Regions from separate parts of the Homo sapiens genome. Here regions 1, 2, 4 and 5 are each linked to region 3. The links are chromatin loops, found by intact Hi-C in ENCODE. Cell type or tissue: natural killer cell. All regions are shown on one strand. Region 1 overlaps CCDC102A (coiled-coil domain containing 102A). Region 2 overlaps CCL17 (C-C motif chemokine ligand 17). Region 3 holds the start of TRL-CAG2-1 (tRNA-Leu (anticodon CAG) 2-1). Region 4 holds the start of LOC101927556 (a long non-coding RNA gene). Region 5 overlaps CCDC102A (coiled-coil domain containing 102A).

Evidence for each region. Hi-C counts contacts between places; a loop is a spot of excess contacts. Peaks named below come from ENCODE experiments on the same cell type or tissue, not always from the same donor. Only the 100,000 strongest peaks of a DNase experiment are listed, where the experiment ranks them.
Region 1: a loop joins it to region 3, with 5 times the contacts of the local background. A loop is called at or near these places in 37 of 110 quality-filtered maps.
Region 2: it touches region 3 in a loop (20-fold over the local background); 109 of 110 quality-filtered maps call a loop at or near these places.
Region 4: it touches region 3 in a loop (5-fold over the local background); 2 of 110 quality-filtered maps call a loop at or near these places.
Region 5: it touches region 3 in a loop (8-fold over the local background); 83 of 110 quality-filtered maps call a loop at or near these places.

Annotation. Positions count from the first base shown.
Region 1 is chr16:57,528,420-57,532,419 of GRCh38, reverse strand. It overlaps CCDC102A (coiled-coil domain containing 102A), which reads left to right. Exons shown (of 9, transcript NM_033212.4): 2 at 3,096-3,827. The coding sequence starts at 3,243. It also overlaps a transcript of ADGRG5 not described here. Among named protein-coding and RNA genes, the nearest start is that of CCDC102A, 6.2 kb to the left of the region's middle. RefSeq lists enhancers at 2,237-2,286, 2,487-2,646, 2,977-3,477. In natural killer cell, no CTCF peak of the experiment used is centred here; a DNase peak (open chromatin) is centred at 2,229; H3K27ac peaks cover 3,019 bases.
Region 2 is chr16:57,415,649-57,419,648 of GRCh38, reverse strand. CCL17 (C-C motif chemokine ligand 17) reads right to left here. Exons shown (of 4, transcript NM_002987.3): 4 at 3,586-3,884. The coding sequence ends at 3,788. Among named protein-coding and RNA genes, the nearest start is that of CCL17, 13 kb to the right of the region's middle. RefSeq lists enhancers at 1,470-1,984, 2,501-3,016, 3,017-3,532. In natural killer cell, CTCF peaks have their summits at 440, 641 (motif pointing left), 2,204 and 2,415 (motif pointing right); DNase peaks (open chromatin) are centred at 618, 2,428 and 2,898; H3K4me3 peaks cover 657 bases; H3K27ac peaks cover 1,714 bases.
Region 3 is chr16:57,298,967-57,302,966 of GRCh38, reverse strand. It overlaps TRL-CAG2-1 (tRNA-Leu (anticodon CAG) 2-1), which reads right to left and starts at 3,016; the gene lies at 2,934-3,016. It overlaps TRL-CAG2-2 (tRNA-Leu (anticodon CAG) 2-2), which reads left to right and starts at 2,405; the gene lies at 2,405-2,487. RefSeq lists silencers at 2,373-2,542, 2,833-3,042 and enhancers at 2,693-2,752, 3,163-3,292. In natural killer cell, CTCF peaks have their summits at 2,009, 2,209 and 3,223; DNase peaks (open chromatin) are centred at 2,296 and 2,996; H3K4me3 peaks cover 1,382 bases; H3K27ac peaks cover 1,618 bases.
Region 4 is chr16:58,125,285-58,129,284 of GRCh38, reverse strand. CFAP20 (cilia and flagella associated protein 20) reads left to right here. Exons shown (of 6, transcript NM_013242.3): 1 at 1-253. The coding sequence starts at 170. It overlaps LOC101927556 (a long non-coding RNA gene), which reads right to left and starts at 401. Exons shown (of 4, transcript NR_188516.1): 1 at 1-401. RefSeq lists enhancers at 10-179, 1-640 and silencers at 240-379, 2,174-2,243. In natural killer cell, CTCF peaks have their summits at 2,195 (motif pointing right) and 2,461 (motif pointing right); DNase peaks (open chromatin) are centred at 1,024, 1,464, 2,154 and 3,174; H3K4me3 peaks cover 992 bases; H3K27ac peaks cover 2,899 bases.
Region 5 is chr16:57,518,365-57,522,364 of GRCh38, reverse strand. CCDC102A (coiled-coil domain containing 102A) reads left to right here. Exons shown (of 9, transcript NM_033212.4): 4 at 1,189-1,297; 5 at 3,624-3,740. Among named protein-coding and RNA genes, the nearest start is that of CCDC102A, 16 kb to the left of the region's middle. RefSeq lists an enhancer at 2,266-2,435. In natural killer cell, CTCF peaks have their summits at 2,218 and 2,419 (motif pointing right); a DNase peak (open chromatin) is centred at 2,434.

The DNA.
Region 1 (4,000 bases), 230 kb before region 3:
GTCACAGAGGCACAGGCTGCTAGGGATCTCCTGGGGTGTCAGTGGTGTACATGGAACCAGAGCCTGGATCTGTATGGCTGTGTCTGGGTGCGTGACACAGATGTTATCAGGGTCGGGGTGTACATGTTGTGTTTATGGAACTGTGGGTAGTAAGAAAGCATCGCCAAATACTCAAATATCCCAGACTATTAAAATGCAAATTCCAAGCTCCACACCTAGCAAACATGACTCTCTCGGGTATAGGGCCAAGTGTCTGGGTGAATCTGAAGGACACCCTGATGAAGAAGCACTGGTCTCTCTCACACATCCCCCCTTCTACACATGGGGAAACTGAGGCCCAGAAAGGGACAGTGGCTTACATGAGGTTGGTGTCAGAGCTGGGCCTAGACCTCATGCATGGTAAAGGCAGACAGACAATAAACAAACAGCAAATGGCCTAGAGAAATGCAGCGGGGTCGCTGAGCAGCACGGAGGAACCTTGACAAAAGGTCATGAGTTTTAAAAAATACTGCTCCACGTGGTGGTGTAGACCTCCAATGCCTGGCTCCATAGTTGAAGGTAAGAGTGGGCAAAGCAGTGGAGGGAACAGGGTTGGCGTTTGCCAGGAGAAGCCAGAACAGGAGGGGCCTAGGGCACAGAGGGTGCTGGCAAGGGAGAAATTAGGAGCACAGAAGGTGAGCTGGGAAAGAGAGGGACATGGGGGTGGGCAGTGCAGTGGTGGGATCAGTGGCTTGCGGCTCCTGCTGGGATTGGAGAGTATTTGGAGTTGAGTCCTAGAGGGAGTAACCTTAGAATTGAGGCTAGGGAGGAATCAGTATTGGTAATGACACAGGGAGGGGCCATCAGAGTGGTCAGGTTCTTACAAGAACTCACTCTGGCTGTTGCTGTTGAGAATGGATTTGAAGGAGGTGAAAGTGCATGATGGGCAGGGAGGTGGGTGTGGGTACTGTTACCCAGGTGAGTGAAGGTGGTGTGGACCCTGACAGGTTAGTGACTGTGGACAAAGAAGGTGGATGGAAGGCGGATGCACAGCAGATAGACTGACAAGGTTTGGCGGTGGGTGGGGGAGGAAAGAAGGCAGATTTCAGGGTGCCTTCAAAGCTGGAAGGAGTGAGGAAGTGCCTTCTCTGGAAGGAGTGAGGAAGTGCCTTCTCTCGGAGGAGCACCCAGGAGGAGCTGGTCACGGGGGGAATGGAGGCAGCAAGTTCTATTTTAACCAAGATGAGCCTGAATCATCTATCAGGCATCCGGTTGGAGGTATGGGAAGCTCTGAGGGCAACCTGGGCTGGAGAGGGACTTGGAGTTGGGGACATAGCGAGATGGCTCGGGCAGGGATATCGTGAGAGGAGAAGGGGGCCCAGGGCCCGATGACAGCCGCATTCGAGGGATAAGCCCAGGGGGTTCACCTGGGAGGCTGACGAGCAGCTGGAGAGGAGGGGAAACCTGGAGAGGAAGACGTGGAAGCAAGTGAGGCAGGGAAGCAGGTGCCACGGTGGGTCCAGAGGGCACACCGTCACAGGGGACTGGAAACCAGCCTGGCACAGGTGGCCGGGTGACAGAGCGCCAAGCAGGTAGACGGAGTGGAGACGGCGAGTGTGGACCACTTTGGAAGGACCTTAAAAGGGAGGTGCCAGGGGAGGGGAGAAGAAGGTGTCAGGAGACACTTCAGCAGGGGTAAGACCCCTGGAAAGGACGTCACTGGCTAGGGTGGGACTGGCAGGAGGGAGGCCTTCGGCTCAAGGAAGGAGAACCCCTCTGTCCTCTCAGGGGCAGAGAGGAGGGGGCCGTGGGGCTTGACAGCTTCCTTTTTCACTGCAAATCATGACGATAGATCATCTGCCGAGAATGAGGTGGGTTAGAGATTGGAAGAAGGTGGAGAGGGGACATAGAGGGCTGCCAGGCAGCCTTGGGGACAGCCAGTGCCGAGTCCCACCGACAGTACACTGATCACTCAGAAAGGGTGGGTCTTAGGGGCAGGTGTGAAGATCTGTGGACCAGGGCTCTCTGCCTAATGGGGAAGGAAAAGTGTGATGTCCCAAGGGGCTGTTGGTGGGTGGCAGTCAACAGAGGCCGCAGTGGAGGGAGACTGGGGACAGAGAGGGACATGCCTCTCATTTATTTTAAGGAGGAGGGGGGCATGGCCCATAAATGGCAGAGCCCAGTGCTGGGCGATGGGGAGGCTGAAGTGAGACACAGAGAACAAGAGAGCTGTTTGCGGTGAGTCACGGTGTCAGGGAGGGGTGGTTCCGGCAGAGAAGGGGAGAGAACATCCTGCTGCACTCTCAGAAGCCCTTTCCATCTGAGGACTGGTTTGTTTCCATCATCATCCCCAGCGCGTGCGTTCATTCAGCAAATCCTTACTAGAGTTTGAATTTGTACTCATAGATACCATAAATGGAGGTAATCATTTTCTTCACCTCCACTCTTTAAGGAATAAATGAGATCGTTCACCTAAAGCCCTGGGCACAGTGCCTGGCTTGTGGCCTGCCCTCCACAAATATCATTGTCATCATGTGTTGGGACTAAAACAGTGGTCAGGACCCAGTCCTGGACCACAGCAAACTCACAGCCTTGGTTAAAGGTACACAGCAGACACATAAATGACAGGGTAAGTTAGTGCAGTGATGGAGACACATAAGGGGCTGATGGACCTGGCCTGAAGTGCTCCAGGAGGGCTTCCAGGAGGAAGTGATACCTCAGAAGAGTCTTAAATATGAGAAGAGTTAGCCCAGTGCAGGAAAAGGCAGGGAGGGGACTCCTGGCACCAGCCCAGTGCCCCCGCCTGGGTCCTGTGCGGAAGTTGCATAGTAGTATAGTATAAGCCATCAGTGTGTGAGCCGGGACCGGGAGAATAAAGAACAGATCAAGGTTTCAGATTAGCGCCGCTGGGTGAAGGGATTGGAGCAGGGAGTCGAGGCCACTGAGGAGGCCTTTGCGGGCCCTTGCTCCACCAATCCTGCCTCATTGGGACTCTCCTGGAACAGAACTCTCTCCTCCTACCTTGGCCGTTCTGTTCCCTCCGCCAGGGCCTTGGCGCGGCTGATCTTCGAGACTGACGGTGGTCGCAGTCCAATAACGGTTGTGTTCTCCCGTAGGTCCGAGGAGGCGTCCTCCGCCCGGTGGCCCAGAGGGAAGCGGGGCACGGCGTCATCATGCACAGTTGTATCGCGCCCGCCGCGCGTCCCCGGAGCCGCCCCTGAGCCCGACCGCGAGTTCGAGCTCAGGGCCCGCCCGGCCGCACCATGAGCCACGGGCCCAGCCCCCGGCTGGCCGAGTCCCCGCAGCTGTCCAAGGGCAGCCTCCTGACCATCCTGGGCAGCCCGTCGCCGGAGCGCATGGGGCCTGCCGACTCCTTGCCGCCCACGCCGCCCAGCGGCACGCCCTCGCCCGGGCCGCCGCCCGCACTGCCCCTGCCCCCCGCGCCCGCGCTGCTGGCCGACGGCGACTGGGAGAGCCGCGAGGAGCTGCGGCTGCGGGAGCTGGAGGAGGCGCGGGCGCGGGCGGCGCAGATGGAGAAGACCATGCGCCGGTGGTCGGACTGCACTGCCAATTGGCGCGAGAAATGGAGCAAGGTGCGCGCTGAGCGCAACCGCGCGCGCGAGGAGGTGCGCCAGCTGCGCCAGCGCCTGGACGCGCTCACCAAGGAGCTGGCGGGCGCACGGCGCGAGCGCCAAGAGGCGCAGGGCGAGTGCGAGGCACGGGGCCGCGAGCTGGCGCGGCTGAGGGGCGCCCGGGGGGTCGCCGACCAGACGCGCGACGGCCCCGAGCCGGAAGCGGAGCGCGAGCCAGTGCGTGACGTCGGGTCCGAGAGGCCGCCAGGCAGCCAGGTGCGCGGCGCGGGCGGGGCGTTCGCGCTCCAGTCTCGAAGTGGGCGGGGCCGATTGTCCTGAGCTGCTGGGCTCAGAAACAAGCTAGTAAAGGCCTGGCCTCCTGGAGGTTTCACTTCTCCAGGTCGGGTTCTACCCTTGCGGGGCCTCACATCATTTTCCTTCCAGAGACC
Region 2 (4,000 bases), 120 kb before region 3:
GCTAGTTGGAATAATTCCAGGGGGCCTTGGGCTTAGGGGCCGTCCCTAGTTGTCTCTACCTGGCTCTGGGTGATTTAGGGCAGGGGAAATACTGGCTTGGTGTGAGAGTTAAATAGAGATGGTTGGGGGGCCTGTGATTGGGATTGGTTGGAGGGTTTGTAACTATTATTACTTTCAAACACTTGCAAAAACCAGCTTGCAGGGGAGGTATAAATGCTTTTGGCCCTGTGATTTGGCCCTGTGATAAATGGATGCCAAATAGACCAAATACAGTCTCTAAGAAAACACAGTGAAACACCCCAGCCCACAGCTCTTGGCACTGCCCAGGTTGCGTCTGGAGTTAGTGGCCCTGCTAGTCCCAGCAGGGTTTCTTCCTTCTTCCTCTTCATCCAGCAAACCCCAGACAGTGTAATTGGCGGTTTCTTTGCTTCTGTTCCCACAAGAGGAGAGCCGGCCAGCTACAGACACCCCTGCCCCAAGGCCTAGTGCAGCTACAACCAGATGTGGCTGATCCCAGCCCCTGGGGACAGCGATGGGGCCGGAGTCTGGCTGGTGGGGTCAGGGCCCCTGGCGCATCAGCCTCAGAACTTCCTCCTAAGAGCAGAGTGCCCTCTGGTGGGCCACTGGAAAACAACCCAATTCTAATTTCCACGTTTGGAGATGCAATATGCTTCAAGCCGGGTTATTAGGGCTCCCCAGGAAATTTCTCTTTCCCCACTAGTGCCCCTTGTGGAATTCACCTGAGCAGCACTGATGAAAATGTATAAATCAAATATACACTGTGCACAAAGCTTTTTTCCCTCCTCATAAATGAGTCTGGTACTGTTTCCTGACCCAAATACCTGCTCAGTGAGTTTATTGGGTAAATCACCCAAGCAGCTCCAATTACAAGGGGTAGAGTGTGGTCAGGATTAGACTAAGGTGAGCGTTGGGTGCAGGTGGAGGACACACAGCTGAGGTTGAGTAGGCTGGCTGTGGCAGAGGCAGCACTGAGTTGAGCGTTGAAGAGAAACTGGATTTCAGAATAGTGGCTCACGCCTGTAATCCCAGCACTTTGGGAGGCCGAGGTGGGCGGATCACTTGAGCTCGGGAGTTCGAGACCAGCCTGGCCAACATGGTAAAACCCCATCTCTTCTAAAAATACAAAAATCAGCCAGGTGTGGTGGTGCACACCTATAATCCCAGCTACTCAGGAAGCTGAGGCATGAGAATCGCTTGAACCCGGGAGACAGAGGTTGCAGTGAGCCAGATCGCACCACTGCACTCCAGCCTGGGTCACAGAGCCAGACTCCATCTGAAAAAAAAAAAAAAAAAAAAAAAAAAAAAAAGCAGGGGTGGGGTGGGGGAGGAGGGGAGGCACCTACCAGGTGAAAGAAACAACATAAGTCTGGCGCTTCTCCTCACTTTTCACCCCGAACCTGCCCATTCCTCTTTTTCCCTCCCAGCAGTCTTTCCAATCACAGCAGTCTCCAGGTCACACCTCCTTAAAATGCCCTAAGGTCACATGGCAGTTGTCCTATCTCTTGCATCTCACCATCCCCCAGCTTGCACCGGATGCTGCTCGTGAATACTTGGATTCTGAATCCTGCGTTTTGTTGCCAGTCCTGGATCCACCTCTTCCCTGCCTTTATGCAATGCCCCACCCTATCTCACTTTCAGGGACCCTCTGGCAACTCCCCACCTCCTCACAGGCCTCCACGGCAGCTCTACTTACCTAAGCTTACAATATGGGCTTCTGAGTAGGATTTCAGTAGGGAAAAAACAAAAAAGGTCTTGCTTTTTTAAACGAAGTTTGCTGGAGGCCAGGCGCGGTGGCTCATGCCTGTAATCTCAGCACTTTGGGAGGCCAAGGCGAGTGGATCACATAAGGCCAAGAGTTCAAGACCAGCCTGACCGACATGGTGAAACCCCGTCTCTACTAAAAATACAAAAAAATTAGCCGGGTGTGGTGGCGGGCGCCTGTAATCCCAGCTACTTAGGAGGCTGAAGCAGGAGAATCGCTTGAACCTGGGAGGCGGAGGTTGCAGTGAGCTGAGATGGAGCCATTGCACTCTGAGAGTCCTTCCAGCTCTCGCCTGCAGGGTGCAGGGGTCCAGACCCCGGCTGTCTCTGGCCTTTGCTGTCTTAGGAGCTTCTCCTTGCCTCCCTCCCTTTTTAGATCATCCTTCCTCCTCCCGGTGGATTCAGAGGACAATTTTCCATGAAGAACTCAGACTGGGCCATCCCCAGGACTCTGGGTCTTAGGCAGTTGTTCAAGTGATCCTCCTCGGCATCAGGACAGGAGATGAGCCCACTTGCGGCTGAAGAGACCCTAGAGTCACAGGCAAGCCAGTTCACTGGTTTTATCAACCTCGTTATCGCTGTGCCCGTACTGGAAAGTAAACTTGGGTTCTATCATCTGCCCTGCAATGAGCTGACTGGCCACAAGGGAGCAGCAGGAGGCAACAGCCGGGCCTGGAAATTGCCCTTCTAACCGCAGCCCCACCAAACAATGCCCGCCACAAGGTCCTCGGAAGAGAAGGACCCGCGCCCCTGCCGCCAAACTGTGTTCAGAGAGAAGCCACGGCCCCATCGCTGGTTGGGAGAGTGAGAGAGAACTAGAAGGCTTAGGCCCCGACTCCTCTGTGCTCAGCCCTTAGCTGGGCATGGGCAGAGGGGTCTGGGGGTGGGGTGTCCTGAGCCTCTAGTCCCCATCTTTTTTAGCACAGGGGTGTGGGGTCCCCGGAGTGGCTCACGGAGCTCTCAACCTAATGGAGGAGCTGGGACTGCCACACACGCGCACGCACACACACACACACACACACACACACACACACACAATGAGAGAACCACGCGGAGCAGGGGTCGGCTTCAGGGCAGTCCCTAAGAGCTGGGGGAGCGAGTCGGTGGGCGGTTGTGCTGGGCCGGCTTCCGGCAGGCTGGGCGCAGCCAGGGCCGGGTGGGGATCACACTTCAGTCAGGAGGAACCACAGGGCCGCGTGGCGCCCGCCTGCCTGAGCCTGGAGTGGGCTAGGAAGTCAGCCGCAGGCAGAGGGCCCAGGACCCACAGAGCCCCCTCGCCCTGGAGCTGGGGTCTGGAGTTTGAGCGGGGAGAGGGAGCCAGGGCCAGGAGGAGCCGGGCCAGCTGGACTGCAGTGAGTGCAGGGGAAGGCAAGGACAGGGCTACAAGCTTCCCCCACCCTTGGCCAGGGGGCTCCCCAGCACTGGGCAGAGCTGTGGCCTGCGGCAGGGTCCTGGCCAGTCTGTGAAATTGACTCCAGCACCTCGGGGAAGTTTGTCCTCAGCTCCACGTGGGGCAAGAACAGGAGCTGGGCTGGGGGGAAACCGGGAGACCTTGGGGTGGGTAGGGAGAGAATCCAGCGGCCGCCTCCCAGGACCCCGCCAACCCCGCCCCTGCCCGGGCCTCTCACCAGGGCCTCCCCTCACTGGTGCGTGGTCTGCGGAAGCCACGTGCCCTTCTCAGCCTCAGTTTCCCTTTCCGACCTGCACAGGGCAGGACCAGAGGTTCTCTGAGAACCCTCCCAGAGTGACAGGCCGGAGTGGAAGCGCATCTTGCGCTGTGGGGACAGACACGCTGACACAGACTGAGGATAAAGACTTTAATCTGGGCCCTTTGTGCCCATGGCTCCAGTTCAGACAAGGGGATGGGATCTCCCTCACTGTGGCTCTTCTTCGTCCCTGGAAGGCCTCCCCTGGACCCAGGCGCTCAGGGTGGGGGCGGTGAACACCAACGGTGGAGGTCCCAGGTAGTCCCGGGAGACAGTCAGGAGTCTGGGGTGAGGAGGCTTCAAGACCTCTCAAGGCTTTGCAGGTATTTAACTGCATTCTTCACTCTCTTGTTGTTGGGGTCCGAACAGATGGCCCTGCCCTGCACAGTTACAAAACTACACAGAAGGAGGACGTTACCAGGAGTGGCAGGGGGGGAAGGGCCCCCAGAGTCCCTGGGACGGCCCGCCCTGTGCTGACCAGGATTCCAAGGCTCCAAGAGGGGCAGGAAGTT
Region 3 (4,000 bases):
CCTTCCCATCACCTTACCCCTGCCACACTGGCCTTGCTGTCCCTCCAACAGACTATATTTCTCTCTGCCTCAGAGCCTTTGCACTGGCTATGTCTTTTATCTGAAATGCTGCCACCTGCAGCTTTGATCTTGCTTGTGTTTCTCCTTTTGAACTCAGTGTCAGCTCCTCACAGAGGCCCTCCCTAACCACCCTGCCTAGGAGAGCCCCAATCACTCTTGATCACTGTTAAAAGGGTATTTTTTTTTTTTTGAGATGGAGTCTCACTCTGTTACCCAGGCTGGAGTGCAATGGTGTGATCTCAGCTCACTGCAACCTCTGCCTCTCGGGTTCAAGCAATTCTCCTTCCTCAGCCTCCTTAGTAGCTGGGATTACAGGCAAGTGCCATGACGCCTGGCTAATTTTTGTATTTTTAGTAGAGACGGGGTTTCACCATGTTGTCGAGGCTGGTCTTGAACTTCTGACCTTGTGATCTGCCCACCTCAGCCTCCCAAAGTGCTGGGATTACAGGCATGAGTCACCTCGCCTGGCCAAAAGGATAATTTTTAAGATAAAATCATAATTCTCATATAAATATAAAATGAACACGTCAAAGATTTTATTTTAGTCATTAATTAATGGGAGGACCTGTTCAATGTTATAGCCAATTCAAAAGAGAATTCAAAGACACACATATATTGGCAATCAGGAATGCTGAAATGAATTTATAAGCAGATTGCAAAATTGGTCAATATCCACAGGGCAATGATCAATTGCATTCTACCCTAACAAAATTCACCTGTATTTCTGTGGACAAGAATTATTTGGACATAAAAGTAATGAAAGGTGCAAGCCCTTATAGAATCAGATCCAGCTATCTTTTTTGCCTGTTTTAAAGTCTTTCATGAGTTTCTTGATGCATCCTCTACCCAGCATTTAACAACACCTGGATGTATTTGTCCACCTGTTTCTTATCCTTCTCCCTTCGCTCCATGCCTGAATGTATCTTGAGAGTGGAAATTCTGTTTTGTTCACAGCATCTAGAAGAGTGGCACATAGCAAGTGCTTAATAAATGTTTGTTGACTTTCTTTCCAGCTTCCAGGGCAATTTGTATTTTAGAAGAGGACACAAAAGAGTTTAGTGCTAAACCTAAAGGAAAGAATTCTGGCAGTCAATGAGGAGAGGACATTTGGGACAGGGAAAGAGGAGGATTTCATTGTCTTTCAGATAACCAGGACCTCTGCCCACCCCCATGGGGCTGCATCCCAAGCTCCAAGCATCTCAAGGGAATCTAATCCAAGGGTGGTAAGTGCTGCTGTTCTCTGGCCGAGGCCGCTCTGTGATACCATCTCAGACAAGTCCGAGGGCACTAAGAGGTTAATGTGACCCCACTGCTCACACCTTCTAGGCCTGACCCCTGGACTCCAAAGTTGGCTCAGAGATGTTCGAGGGTCTTGGACCCTCTCTTCTAGTGCCTGTGTACAGAGAGGGGCAGCAGCTGCCATTGTAGGAATATGAGTCATTAATGAGGGAATTCATTAATTAATGTGTAATTGTTACACACCAGGTCAGCGGCCCAGCCCCCTGAGATCCTAGAAATCCTTCTGGAGAAGGGCACCCTCTCGGTACCGAGGTCTTCTGGTCCCTGGAAACAGCCTGTGCGCGGCGTGCGTAAGCCTAGAGGGGGTGGAAGGGAAGAGAGGAAGATGCCGCGGGGGCCAGGAAAAGAGAGATGAGTCACGAAATGAGGGGATGCAGGAAGGAGGAAGCGAGGGAAGAATGAATCCATGGGATCTTCCCTGCGTACCTACTGTGTGCCGGGTACGGTTTGGGCACTGGGGACATAGGAATAGGGCGGGTCTGGCTGTGCAGCTGCAGGCCTCGTTCTATCCCGGAGCCTGAGTAAATGAATTATAACACATATACAAATGTGAAGCTGCAGCTGGGGCGAGTATTCGGAAGGAGAGCGCGGTAAGAGTGCCAGGCGGCCTTGCAATACCTGGGCTTTACCTAGATTGGGCGCCAGCCCACGGAAATGTCTGCGAATCAGTGCAGGTATACGGACTTGATTGCATTGTGCACAAGGGAAATGCAAGGTTGCTTGCAGATTTCAGGAATCAAAGCTGACATGATAGTACATGTATGAATGCAGAATGAATACAGGCTGGAGGCACGAATGCATGTGTATTGAAGTAACAGTCTTCGGTCTCGGCCTTCTCTAGTAGGCCTTGCGCACCCTCTGGCGTCGCCTAGGTGCATCGCGCTGACCTTCCTTGTCCCATCTCTCCACGCCCATTGGAGCAAGTGAGTGTATCTCGCTCCACCCAACGCCGGGCGGACAACTAGGAGTGGGTCTTCGCTGCCCACTACGCATGCGCATATTGCAGAACTTGTGAAGAGGCTTTATGCGCCACACACTGCAAGCAGTCAGGATGGCCGAGCGGTCTAAGGCGCTGCGTTCAGGTCGCAGTCTCCCCTGGAGGCGTGGGTTCGAATCCCACTTCTGACAGAGCTCAATTACTTTTCCTCATCAACACCGCAGATCAGTGAGGTTATGATGTCTTGTGTGTATGTGTTCTGTGTATATGTTCTTATAATCTTTTTTTATTCTTTTACAGATCAATGAGGTTATGATGTCTTGTGCGTATATGTTCGCATAATCTTAATTGTTTTACAAAACGAGTATTTTCTTATTAACGAGCATTTTCTTTTTTAAAAAAGAATCTCGCTCTGTCGCCTAAGCTGGAGTGTGGTGGCGACATCCTCCCGCCTCAACCTCCTCCGAAGTTGGGAGTTCAGAATCACACGACCACGTCCTGTCAGACTTTTTCTTCCCCACAGACATTCATTTAGACTTTGGATTGTGTGTAAAACGTACGGTCCTCTGTGTTTGAGGGCCTCTCTTGGTGTGCGGTCGTCGAAGATTTCTCTTCTGAAATACCGGAAAAGAGCGCTTGTCAGAAGTGGGATTCGAACCCACGCCTCCAGGGGAGACTGCGACCTGAACGCAGCGCCTTAGACCGCTCGGCCATCCTGACTTCCTAGGAGAGACTATTTTGGGGTCTGATGTAGTTCCTCTCATGCTTCAACGACGCTCGGGACTCAGAACCCAGAGGCGGTGTCCCGGGCAGTTCCGAGTCCGGCCTGCAGCTTAGGTTATCCACAACCAAACCCATCCGGTGCAGCGAGACTCACTGCTGTGGTCAAACTGGCGCTTTCAACTGAATACACAGATAATTTAAATGGAAAATCAGTTTCCCTTACCATCAACAGAAATAAACACAATGAAAACGAAATAACGTTGCTAAATTCTAGCTGCCTGCCCAGGCTCTGAGCCTCAAGTGGTGGTATTATGAACTATTACTAATACCGGTCGGATGTTTCGGGCTGTGAATGGGGCACTGGCGGAGTAGGGGGCGGGGTTTGGAGAATTATTGTTGGAAGGAGGACGCTCTATAAGGTTTTTGTCATCCGCTCCTCAGGACGGGAGGCCTTGGGTTGGGAGATCCCACTCTGCAAATGATTACCTAGGGCCTCATTCAGAAAGAGTTGGCTTTTAGACCTTTCTAATAAGCTGATCAAGGGAAAAAGTTGGAGATTGTTAAGCTTGGGGAAGAGAATTATTATCTGTCTACAAAAGCCTGATATACAAGGGGTTGGGATTGTGTCTGCCTGTCCTTTTTGCTCCAAGAACTGGGGCCCGAGGTGGGGGTGCAGTGGGTGAATAGTTACAGAGGATGGGTTTGGGAGAAGAAAGAGTTTGCTGGAAAGGAAACAGGGTGACTGTATTGGTAGTGATATCCCTGTCGCTGGAGGCATTCAAGACGAGGATCGATGGTCACTTGGTGGAAATGCTGCCAAGGAGATTCAAGAGTTTCTATTGCTGCTGTAACACATAACTACAAATTTGGTGGCTTAAAACCATCCCATTTATTTATCTTACAGTTCTGGAGGTCATAAGTCTAAAATGGGTCACAGGGTTACATTCCGTCTGGAGGCCAGAAGGGAGAATCCATTGCCTT
Region 4 (4,000 bases), 830 kb before region 3:
CCGCGTCCGAGTCCGGCCATCAGTGGCTGCAGATCCGGAGGCCAGGAGCTCAACCACCCTTCTTCGGAACAGGGCCGGCCTGCTGCTGTGCCCTCGACGCTCGGTGCCTGTATCTACTCCGGGGCCTAGGTCGGCTCCGGGGGCGGCTTAGGAGAAGGCCGCCGGCGAGATGTTCAAAAACACGTTCCAGAGCGGCTTCCTCTCCATCCTCTACAGCATCGGCAGCAAGCCTCTGCAAATCTGGGACAAAAAGGTCGGGCTAGGGGCGGCGACGGGGCGGGGTGGAGGGGCTGCACCCCCTCCTCGTCCGGGGGCTGGGGACGGGGAATGGTTGTGTCGAATTGGGGCCTGGGAGAGGCCGAGAGGACGCTGCTGTGCCTTGTCCCCAGCCTGGCGGGACTGGGGCGCGAGGTGGGGGCGTCGTGTAAGCAGCGGAGGAGGTGGGGGGGGGGCGGTGCATGTGGGTGGGCGTGGCTGAGATCTAAGTGTCCTGCAGCTGTGGTGTGGTTAGGACCGCGACCCTCGCTGCTGTCTTGACTTGGTCGGTCAGTCCATTCTTTTGAGCCACTGTTTCCCCACCAATATAATGGGGTTGATGGTGCCCATCTCGTAGCATGAAATGCACGAACTTATTTGAAGGAGCTTTGGGGATGTAAAGATGAAAGGACCTGCTATTCACGAATTCCAAATATTTACTGATATCCGTTTTTGTGCCAGGCACGGTGCTGGGCACTAGACACAGAGCCTTTGTTCAGGCACCCTTACAGAGGAGCAGACAGAAAGACTCCGGCCAAGCCAGTGATGTTTAAATTGCATTCATTTGCTCCCTTCCTCCCACTGATCCCAAATAAGTCAGAATTCAGTGGCCCTTGGCACCTGCTCCACACTCACTGTGACTTGCCTGTACTATGCCCTCGGTGCCTGATTTCTCCATCAGGAAAACTGCAGAATGCTGACAGTCAAAGTCTTGTTTGGATTAATAAACTCAGAGCCAAGTACAGGCCTCATCTTTATTCAGGCATCCACTAGATGATATGTGTTTGGCCCCACGAGATGATGAATCTGTTTTTTGCAGATGTGAAGAAAGATCTAGCTGTCTATGAATTGGTCTGCATTTTATTACTTTGGTATTTCGTTCTTCATGCAAATTCCCAGGCAATCAGCTGTACTATTTCTTGAATATAAGTTACGGGAGGCACTCCAATGTGAAATTTAAGTCATATTCTTAGTACTGCTCTCTGGGAGAATGGCGAGTGTGGGTATGCCGAATGCTGCTTTTTAGAGAGATGCATGTGGAATAATCTCAGTAGGATTTATTGGTAATGAAGCCAAGAATTTTGAATTTTATCTTGGAACACGTCTCTGTATTCCCTTATCCACACATGAGAGCTCTTTATGAGGGCCACATAAAGTTGGGAGAGAACATGAGCAGCTTTCTGCCTGTCACCACTAGGGAACTCTGCGTTCTGAGGGCAGCTTTTAGGATGGTGTGTCCATAGTGTTACTTTCATAAGATAGTTGAAAAATCTGAATATAATGAAGTTGGGCCTTTGTGTATGTAAAATCTGCCCATCTCTTCTCTTTCAGATGATTCTATCCACAAGCTAGAGCTAGTGCCAGAGTACAGGAAAGCAGTTCCTTAACGTTGCTGCGTTACTGAGGTTTTTAGTTTCATGTATTTTTTCACAATGGAATAAAGCATTGTAAACTGTAAATTGCATCTGTACAAAGAGAGCCCAGGGTGCCTGGGAACTCCGTAAGGAGGTTGGCTTCCCAGCTGTCACTTGACTCAGTTATGGGCTGTCAGAAGGCATGAAGAGAGGGGGGCCCTCTGTGCCAGTGGAATTTGGAAACTGAATTGTAACAAAGTGTCAGTATAAGGCAATTGAAATCGAGAATGGGACTTGACCTAGGAGGAGAGGTTTTCAGAGCAGATAGAGAACTTACTAAAGCTGAAAGAATTCCAGTAGTAGGGAGGCCTCAGAATTTCTGTTACGAAACTTGTATCAGTTTTCCATTTTAACCCTTCTGGGCTTGATCTTGTGTGCTGTGTTTTATTTTTCAAATGAGGCTTTTTGAATAGTCAACATGTTTACCCAAGAATATAAAAGCATAGTAACCATGGTGCACTGTGTCCCTTAACAACGCCACTAGAGGTCGGATGGTACCCTAATGACATAAACACGTGTGAAAACATTGTTAAATCGATTGGCATGGTTACTTGGAGTAAATTAAACAGACATTTTGGCAAAACCTTTAGAACACTCATTTCAAGCAAAATCTTCACAACGGTAAAAGCTAATTTTGTGTTTCTAACTCTTCTTATTTAGACTCAATTGAAAAATATTTAGAATTGAGGATTTTTCCCCTCTTGGGGCAAGGGAAGGAAAGAGAAGAAAAAGGAAAGTTTGGGGCCGTATCCCTCAGCTTTGTCGTGTGTGCTTTTTCTCAGCTATGTCTGCATAAAGTGCTGGAAATTCAATCCAGTAGGGGGAACACTGGGAATTGATGTACTTATCAAAGATTTATTGAGCGACAGCTTAGTGACAGGCTTTGTGTAGACTTGGGAAGATAGAGAAAATATTTTTCCTGCTGCCAGGGACTAAGGCAAAGTTGTAATAAGGACAGAGTTTGTGGGGAGGTGAGGACTGTCTACATTTAGCTAGACATGACCTTGACTTTTGCCAGTAGGTATATATTGACTGTGGTACCTATTTATAGTTATTTTTATTTCAGAAAACTTTGTTGTTTTCTTTCATGAGTATATATAGAGAGAATTTCTGTTCGGTTTCTATGAAGAATCTTGAGAAATTTGGTTTGACTTTTGTTTAGGCTCTGTCTGCATAGAAGTGAACGCTGTATTCACAGTACCAGTGAATTTGCAAGCTTCCCTTTTGTGAAGATGGCTTGTTCGTTAGTGTTTGTCACACCGGCAATTTATTTGACTCTCTGAAGCTCACAGCCCCTCCCCTCCATCTCATCCTTCCAATCTCAACTTAAACATTCTTTTCATTGAGAACTTGAGTTAAGCCTCATGGGTGTGCCTGTGGCTGGCAGTTTTCTATTGTAGATCGTCCACTGGACTGCAGGTTCCTTAAGCAGAAGAACAGTACCTTACCGAAAAACCTCAATGCTAGGGCGTGGTCAGACACCTTGGATTTGCATCCTGGCTGTGCTGTGTTCCAGTTGTGTGATCTTAGCTATGTCCTTAACCATTCAGTTTTCTCGTCTATTTCTCACGGTTATGAAGATTCAATGAAGCTGTATATAAAGTCCTTAGCAACAGAGTTACAGTATATGTAGTCATGCACCACATGATGGCGTTTCAGTCAACGACAGACCTTACACATGACAGTGGTGCCATAAGATTATCATGGAGCTGAAAAATTCCTGTCGCTTAGTGACATAATAGTTGTTCGTTAAGTCAAATGCATTACTCGTGTTTGTGAGTAGGTGTAAACCAACCTACTGCACTGCCAGTCATGTAAAAGTATAGCATATACAATGATGTTCAGTGCCTAACACTTGATGATAAATGACTATGTTACTGGCTTATGTATTTACTATACTCTTTATCATTATTTTATTGTATTTTATTTTTCTGAGACAAGGTCTTGCTGTTGCCCAGGCTGGAATGCAGTAGTGCAATCAGGGCTCACTGCAGTCTCCATCTCCTGGGCTCAAGCAATCCTCCCACCTCAACCTCCCAAGTAGCTGGGACTACAGGCCCTCACCACCACACCTCACTAATTTTTGTATTTTTGTAGAGACGGGGTTTCTCCATGTTGCCCAGGCTGGTCTTGAATTCCTATGCTCAAGCAGTCCTCCTGCCTCAGCCTCCCAAAGTGCTAGAATTACAAGCATGAGTTCCCGTGCCTGGCCTTATCATAATTTTAGAATGTACTCCTACTTAACAACAAGAACAAAAAGTTAACTGTAAAATAACCTTAGGCAGGTCCTTCAGGAGATATTTCAGAAGAAGGCAGTGTTGTCATAGGAG
Region 5 (4,000 bases), 220 kb before region 3:
CCTGACCACCTCCCCACAATATGAGCTGGGCACTTGCACTTGGGTAGGGAGTGCAGTTCCAGGGAGTGAGCTGTGATCTGCACTCCAGCCTGAGCAACAGAGCCAGATCCTCTCTCTAAAAACAAAGAAAAGTGCAGTCTTCCTTCAGTTTATACAGTGATTCCATTCCTAGAAAATTCAGTGTATGTTAGTATAAAAATTACTTTCTGTTTCAATGTAAATCAGAATGAGGCTGTAGGCTCAGATCATCTCTACCCCGAGCAATGTCCAGTGGGCTGTGCATGCATTCAGTAGGATGCAGGATGCATCCTGATGGGCAGGACGCCCAGGGCATTGCAGGGAGTCAGGCACCCTGGCCCCCGTCCACTAAATGACCCCTAATCATTGTGATAGCCAAAAATGTTGCCATGGGTTTTCAACATGCCTCCTACAGGGTGACGTTGTCCCCTCTGGGAACCCCATGTTGGAGGCATGGAGTGTTCCACTTTCAGAGAGAGAGGCCAGTGTGGTGTGGGGTCATGAAGGGCAGCGTGCTGGAAGGTGATGCTGAGCTCAGCCATTGGTGAGCACCTACTCTGCCAGGGCCAGGCATCATGCTTGTTACCTACAGTGCCTTATTCAAGATCAAGGCAGGGTGGGGGTTATGGGAGGATGTAGGGATCCCACACAGTGTCGATGGCAAGAGAGAACCCTCTCTTCGGGTCACTGGACAGTGTTTTCCAGTGTTTCTATCTGCAGAACCATGTGTTCAGACCAAGCCTTGCAGGGAACATAGTCTACAAAACAGACAGGAGCAGGGTGGTCTTTGACAGCTCTTCGAGAAGAACAAGGTGGGCCAAGGAGTGGAGTGGCCAGTGCTGGGGCCGCCACCTCCTGGAGCCATTTTCAGATGAGCCTGAGGTGCAGCAGGAGAGAGGTACTTGCCCGGGGATGCTCAGTGCTCTGGAACCCCGACCACCTCCCCACAATGTGAGCTGGGCACTTGCACTTGGATAGGGAATGCAGTTCCAGGAGAACTGCAAAGCCAGGGTGCTTCTAGCCACATAGGGTGCCTGGGCCTGAATACCAAGGCAAGGATTTTGGACTTGGGCTCAACAAGTGCAGAGGGCACACAGCAGGGCCACCCTTGGTGAGGACTCCAAGCAGAGGGCCTTGGTGGGCTCACCCCCATGTCTGTCCCTTCCCCAGGGATAAACTGGCGTTGAGCAGGAACATTGAGAAGCTAGAGGGGGAGCTCAGCCAGTGGAAGATCAAGTATGAGGAGCTGAGCAAGACCAAGCAGGAGATGCTCAAGCAGGTGAGTCTTGGAGACCAGAGGGTCTTCCTGGAGGCGGCAGGATCGCGCTGTTGAATTTCAGTAGTGGAGATGGAAGAGAGAATTCATTCATTAATTCATCCAACAGTTGTTCTTTTTTTTTTTTTTTTGAGACAGAGTCTTGCTCTGTCACCTAGGCTGGAGTGCAGTGGTGTGATCTTGGCTCACTGCAACCTCCACCTCCCGGGTTCAAGCGATTCTCCTGCCTCAGCTTCCCGAATAGCTGGGATTACAGGCACCCGCCACCACGCCCGGCTAATTTTTGTATTTTTAGTAGAGACAGGGTTTCACCATGTTGGCCAGACTGGTCTCGAACTCCTGGACCCAAGTGATCCTTCTGCCTCGGCCTCCAAAGTGCTGGGATTACAGGTGTAAGCCACAGTGCCTGGCTTTATTTTATTTTAATTTTATTTATTTTTATTTATTTTATTTTATTTTATTTATTTTATTTTATTTATGTTATGTTATGTTATGTTATGTTATGTTATGTTATGTTATGTTATGTTATGTTATTTTTTCTGAGTTGTTCTGAGTGCTGGGCAGGCAAGGTCCCTGCCTTCAGGAGCTCACTTTGTGGGGGCTGTGGGCATGGGAGACCGACAGTCACCAGGCAGATTCATAATTTATGAAGGAGTCAAAACAGAATGAGAGAGATGGGGTGGTAGGTCAGGGAAGGCCTAAGAAGGTGGCATTTGAGGCAAGACCTAAAGGGGCTAGAGGAAGCTGTCCTTGAAAAGATACAGGGGAGAGTGTTCCTGGCAGAAGGCACAGCGGTGCAAAGGTCCTGAGGCAGGAACAAGCCCAGCGTGTGCGGGAAACAGGGAGGGCCAGGTGGCTGGAGAGCAGGAAGTGAGAGGCGAGGCCGCAGGAGGGGGCCTTGTAGACCAGGATGAAGACGAGGAGGCTGGATGTGGCATTCATTGGGTTCCTATCTGTACTAGGTGTCACTGAAGCCTCATGGCAGCCCAGGGAGCTGGGTCCTCATGTCCCCATCTTACAGATAGGGAAACTGAGGCTCCAGAGAAGGGAATCCACCACTGCAGTGTGGGGGCTCAGAGCAGGCTGAGCTGCCACTACGGCCTCCTGTGCAGGCCTCAATGGCCACCAGAGGGCGCAGCCACCCAGGGAACGCCACACTGGATCGGTGGGTTTCTAGCAGCTGGGAGGATCACAGAACTTTAGAGCCTGAAACTGTCCTGGAGGGGACCAAGACTGGTCTTACATGAGAATCTCTGAGGAAATCTCCTAAAATACAGATTCCCAGACCTCGCCTCCACCCTCCTGAATCAGCACCTTTCAGGGCTGGGTCCAGGACCCTGTTCTTTTAGTCTTTTCAAATTATGAAGTATAATCATTCGAAGAAAAGCGAATGAAACACAAATGTACAATTTAGTAGAAAATTATAAAGGTTCTCTTTTGTATCTGGTGTCTCTCCCTCAACATTATGTGTTGAAAACTCATCCGTGTGTTACAGGGAGCAGCAGTTTGTTGGGGTTTGCTGTATACCGCAAGAAATGTTATTGTCTTAAATGCACGCCAAGCAATGCCGATGCACCTGTGTGCAGAGCAGTGTTGGAATTAGTCACTGTACACTGAGGGCGGCCCTGTGCCCAGGCCATACAACGACACAAAGGTGGACAGACGCACAAGCTCCCCGTCCTCCCAGGCTAGCTTTCCAGTGGGGAGTGGGATGAGGAGGCCCCTCCTCCAGGCCAGGTGGGCAGAAGAGGCATTCCTAAGGAGGGGGCCTTTAGGTCAAGGCCTGAGAATAAGAAAAATCAGTCCTAAGAAGTGTCTCAGAAAGATCCACGCATGTGCAAAGGCCCTGTGGTGGGCAGGAACTTGGTGTGTCTGAGGAACAGAAAGGAGTCCCTGGTGCCTGGAGTACAGTGAACTAAGGGGGAGCGGCGGGTAGGTGTCCAATCGTGCAGGGCTTTGTGAGAGCGTAGAGAGGAGTTGGACTTTACCCTAAGGCACCTGGGAGCCATCAGAGGCTTTGTGGGAGGAGGGTGGTATGATTGCATTCATCTTTGTTAAAAGCTCCCTCTGGGCTGCTGTTGTAGAAAACGGGTTGACAGAGAAGGGCCAGGAGTAGACACTGGGAGGCTAGACAGTAATGAGGAGGAGAGACATTGGGAGGAGCAGAAGTGGTCAGATTCGAGGTCTGTTTGGAATACCTGGTGCCTGCCCCATTTGGGCGCTGCCTTGGCTCCACGCTGAGCACTCCTGCACTGGCGCCCACCCCCGGAGGTGGTTCCAGGCTATATCCTGGTGGTTCTCATGACCAGGTGGGGCCTTATCCCTGCAGCTCAGCATCCTGAAGGAGGCGCACCAGGACGAGCTGGGCCGCATGTCTGAGGACCTGGAAGATGAGCTCGGTGCACGCTCCAGCATGGACCGGAAAATGGCCGAGCTGAGGGGCGAGGTGAGGCCATGGATGGGACCCAGGAGGACCTGGGTTTAGGGGTCCTGGGGCCCTGCTCCATCAGCAGGTCACTGGGAACAGGGCAGGGGCCAGGACTGTGCTCTGAGCGGGGCCAGCCACATCCAATGGTGTCCTGATCTGCAAGAGGCAGGCCTCTCTCCCACACAGAGGCCAGAAGCGCCCTCACATCCTGTACACCATGAAATGAGCCCAGCTTAATTACAGCCAATGCAGCTGGATCTGCTTCCTGGAGCCAAAAA